2 separate regions of the Homo sapiens genome follow, and region 1 is linked to region 2. Evidence: read pairs that join two places in POLR2A ChIA-PET (ENCODE). Cell type or tissue: GM12878. All regions are shown on one strand. Region 1 overlaps USP9X (ubiquitin specific peptidase 9 X-linked). Region 2 overlaps USP9X (ubiquitin specific peptidase 9 X-linked).

Region 1 (2,500 bases), 52 kb after region 2:
AGGCTTCGCCACTCCCTTTTTCCTTTCCACCCAATTCACAGGCTCTGTAGAAGATGGGATCTAATATGCACGATCACCAGCTCAAACTCATCCCAAGGAAAACAATTCCTTTGATTATGGTTGACTAACATGGTGTTCAAAGCTCACATGATTAATAAGAATAAACTGTAGGGTGCCATAAAATGAAGATGAATCAATTCTGTACAAGAGGTTGGAGGTACTGCAAGTTAAATACTGCCCCAGATTTTCCCATTCAGGTAATCAAATGGTTATTATAAACAGTATTATTCTAGGTGCTCTGTAATATACAAAGGTAAAGGACAGAATCCCTGACCTTATTATCCATTACCAGGGAGACAGTTTAATGTTAATTTTATGAGTGACTACAGAGAATTTAATAATTAATGTGATTTGACACATATAGATATAGCTTCATAAAGAAGGTAGTCTATGGCATGCTATCTTGGTCAAGTTACTTCACCTTTCACCTCTTTGAGCCATTTTTTTCATCTGAAAAATGAAGGGTCTGACTAGAAAGAATTGAGATCTCTTCCAGGATTTCTCATTGTAATGAGATTAGTAAGAAAAGTGACTCCCAGAAGTAAAAAGATTTAGCAAAAAATAAGTAAAATAGCAAGAATGTGATAAACTATATTCATCCAACAGTTACTAAATGTCTATATGCCAGGCACTTTCTAGGTGCTAAGGATATTATCACTGACTTAGAATGAAAGCCACTAACCTTAAAGATAGAATTGTGAGGACAAAATTAATCAAAACACCTAAACAAAGTAAATTAAATAGAAAAACACACTGTATAGAGATAATAGAGCATCAATACAGCAAAGGAATGGCAGGAGTAAGGGGTGACACCAGAGTATGTAATTTCTGGTCAAAAATTAACAGCATCAGAAGTACAGCTATTCCTAAAGCCAGTATGCCAAGAATTCCAAAAGAACCTATTTCTACTATACTTGACATTTGGGCTCACTGGAGAAAACTGGAGTTCAGAATGAAATTCTATTTAGTGACAAAAAAAATTCAATTGGCATATACCATAACAAAGTTTTTTTAAATAACAACTTAATCCAATCTCTCCTACGAGGTACATAAAAGAATGCCAGAAAACTAGCACTAAAGACTTTAGAGATCAGCTAGTCCAGCCCACCTCACTTCATATGTTAGCTTCTAGACAACAGTAATCTCTAGAACAGTGCCTAGCACACAGCAGATGCCCCAGAAGTATTTGTTGAACGGATTAAAAAGGAAACAAATGTCTTAACAGATATTAATGTTTATAGTAGAGCTGGAACCGTAACACCGAGAAGGTGCTAAGTGACAATAAATTTGATATATATGTGCACATATACTGTATATAATACATGTGAGTGTGGAATCCCTGTCTCTTCTAGTGTTTGAGCTTTTCACTACATGTTTGTGTTTCAGTCTGGAATTTTTGACTGTGTGACTAACAAAACGAAACTCAAACAAGAGTACTGCTGCCTAATGGTGGAACACATGACATGCAAAGGGTCTCAATTCTCCCCTTTCCCTAAAAGGGACTGCAAAAAAAAACCTCTGGTTACACATCAGACTCACCTATAGAGCAAATATATATTTTGAAAAAGCTCCACAGATGATTGATACACAGAGGTGGTAGAAAATCCTTGTTAGGCAGTGATTGAGAATAAAATTGAAAATCCATTTGCTGCCAAATATAAGATATGTGTGTATACACACGTTGAAGACACCAAGATTTAGCATGAGTATCTTTGAAGAATAAATTTTAGGTAAGCGATCTCATCCTAACAATATACTTTTTCACAAGTTATTCTTTAAAAGTATATTACAATGGTCATCACTTTATAATCCACAATAAATTATAAATTCAATGCCCAATATAGGTAAGTGTTAGAAGTTTTAAGTCTTTTTCCTTATTACATCAACTTTTTTCATGATCCTTATAGTCTCATTTTCTATAATTTAACAAAAAGATCTTTGGGGAATCTTGTGTCACACTAAGAATGCTCATAGGGCCGGGCCCAGTCGCTCATGCCGGGAATCCTAACACTTCGGGAGGCCCAGGTAGGCAGACAGCTTGAGCCCAGCAGTTCAAGACCAGCTTAGGCAACAAGGCAAAACCCATCTCTATAAAAGAGAAAAAAAATACAAATAGCCAGGCATGGGAGCACCTGTAGTCCCGGCTACTCAGGAGACTAAGGGGAGAGGATCACCTGAGCCCAGGAGAGGTGGAGGCTGCAGTGAACCGTGACCACTCCAGCCTCAGTGACAGAGTGAGAATCTGTCTCAAAAAAAAAAAAAAAAAAAAAAAAAAAACCCTCATAGATCCTAAACTCCTATAGGCTTCCCTGCTGCCATGCCCCCACCATGCAGAATTTGGTCCAATGGACCAAGGGGATTAAGAGACAGAAACTCCAAATAAATGTCTGTTATTGTTATTTCATTCGTTCCATAAAACAATTATACATCAATCCCAAAA
Region 2 (2,500 bases):
TTTATTTAATTTGACAATTTTAATATTGCAAATACAAAAATAAGGCACACTAACAATATTGTTTCAAAACTGGAACCTTAAGCACTCAAAGGCAAAGCTGTTTTCTTGGTTTTTATAGACTAAAAAAACAAAGCTTTATAATCTACAACTCAATAATGCTTCCCAAGAAATCCACGATTAGAAAACTGTCATTAAGATAATAGAAGGAGTTGTAGTTTCCAACTCAAAAACTAAAAAGGTTACTAATCCTTCTGAAGAGTTATAAATTCTCTGGAATAATTATTACAGGTCTTTATAAATAATCAAGTGAATTAATTCTCCTGACACTGGAGGTTTTTGCTTTCTATTAAATCTATGAAGAAACCAATTACAGATGTCTTTACTCTCTTTCAATAGACATTCCTTATGATTTTACTGTTTGCATCTTTATTTAAAACCACTGACAAATTCTCAACCTTTATCAAATACAGATAAAAGAATATTTTTATTTTTAAAAGATTATTGGTTATTTCAAAAAGATTCCTGGCAGGGTAACAAGCATTTAAACGTTCTCAAAGTCAAACAATACAAGCCTGCATCCATTTCATGACAGCTACTGTATTTCTTCAGTTTTTAGTATCTTTATTTTAAAAACTAAATAGCCATCATCTTAAATTCCTTACCTGTGCTGCCCAGATATTATCAAGATCCTGTAAGGTCAGAGCTTTTTCTTTGATGACAAAACGAAGAATCTTCTCTAACTTTTCTACATACTGTGGCTGATGAAGACTATCTCGCAACACTATGGATAAGATATTGTTCTGCTGTATCCATTCCTAAATGTTAATTCAAAAACGTGTTTGAAAGCAGAAATTAAAACAATTTTTTCTTAATTGCTCACACTATTATTAAATAATATAAGGAAATTCAAAACACATTTACAAAATATAATACTGGTAAAATATACTTATGTGTTGCTTTAATGGAAAATTATGAAATTTTATAACAATTTTGCACATACAGAAATGCTCCCATAAATAATACTGAAATTAAGAAGATTCTACACTCCAGCATTTACTCAGAAAAATATTATTTAAGTACACAATCACCATGGTAGGGTGAGTACAGGACCAATTTTAGGATCTTTGGATTCTTTATCCCAATTTTGCCACAGAATTATGTTTTGACCTTGGGTAAAAAGGCTCTCTATTTTTTACTTTTATTTATTAACAATTATCATGTGCTAGGCACTATTATTGCTTATCCATTATCTCTTTAATTTTCCAAACAATCCTAGTAAGAGATACATTATTCTATTACAAAATGTAAACAGGCTCACAGATGCTAGAATTGGAATATGAATCAAGTCATATGCTTCCACAGTCTGTTTTTCTGTAACACTGTGCTAGCTTGCTCAACTAGCATTCATTTAATCTATAGCAACAGAATAAAGTGCTAACTCATGATACAAACAGGGAGTAATCCACACTATATGATTTTGCAGTATTTAGCTGAGAATAAAAAGTAGTTAGGCCCAAAATGTGCTAGAGAAGTACATGTCTCAGCTGATAATGAGCCAGTTTTTAATGTCTAATCTGTTGCAGATATTTGTTTTTATGTTATTCTACATATATACACATATGTTTTTAATATGGAGACAGGGTCTCGCTTTGTTGCCCAGGCTGGTCTTAAACTCCTGGCCTCAAGCAATCTCTCCTCGGCCTCCCAAAGTGCTGGGATTACATGCGTGAGCCACTGCAGAGCCACAGATAATTTTGTAAAACACAATAAAAATGTCGCAATGTCAAACTGCAATGAAAGTTTCTAAACACTTAATGCCATTCTCTGTCCTATCTAGGACTGGTTCAAGAACCAGCACCAGTCTTCAGAGCACACTTTGAATAGCTCTGTGCTGGACTTTCCATGAGGCAGATACGTACATCATATGTATGAAACCAGATGTCTACCACCTGACCCCCTAACACAGGGCAATATCTAAGCAGTCTCCACATGCATTTTAACATACTCTAATCACTAACTCCCCTATTAAGTGAGGGCTCCTTGAGGGCAAGGACAGTTCTCCTACAGATGTTTCCCCAGGACTGTTACACATATACATTCAAAAAATATTGGCACTGTAACTTAAATGGCATACTTACTCATTTCAAAACAATATAATACAAAATAGCTATGGTACATAAAGTTTCATAAAATTTCAATGTCAAAATAAGGGCTTTCAAAATAAAATTCTCAAAATCGTGATAAAACAATTTGTATAGATCTTATTCTAGTAATTTTATTTCCTGTTTTAAAACGTTTAACTGTAAATGGTCAAATGAACAATAGGCCACTTTATAAGGTACTAGATACTACCCAATCCATTTTCTAGATCAACTCTACCTACTCCATTTCAACCAACTTCCCACTCTCCAACAAACTAATAATTACTTCAAAACGCCACATTCATCACTAAGTTTATCAAAGATGTTTTAAAGCTACCCATATCACTACCAAATAATAA

What was found. ChIA-PET counts read pairs that join two places held together with the same protein. Peaks named below come from ENCODE experiments on the same cell type or tissue, not always from the same donor. Only the 100,000 strongest peaks of a DNase experiment are listed, where the experiment ranks them.
Region 1: POLR2A ChIA-PET joins it to region 2 with 5 read pairs; 8 of 35 experiments call an interaction of 5 or more read pairs at or near these places.

Annotation. Positions count from the first base shown.
Region 1 is chrX:41,089,741-41,092,240 of GRCh38, reverse strand. The region is part of intron 1 of USP9X (ubiquitin specific peptidase 9 X-linked); the gene reads right to left. Among named protein-coding and RNA genes, the nearest start is that of USP9X, 5.5 kb to the right of the region's middle. In GM12878, no CTCF peak of the experiment used is centred here; no DNase peak of the experiment used is centred here; H3K4me3 peaks cover 1,235 bases; H3K27ac peaks cover 327 bases.
Region 2 is chrX:41,141,606-41,144,105 of GRCh38, reverse strand. It overlaps USP9X (ubiquitin specific peptidase 9 X-linked), which reads right to left. Exons shown (of 45, transcript NM_001039591.3): 10 at 663-815. Among named protein-coding and RNA genes, the nearest start is that of USP9X, 57 kb to the right of the region's middle. In GM12878, no CTCF peak of the experiment used is centred here; no DNase peak of the experiment used is centred here.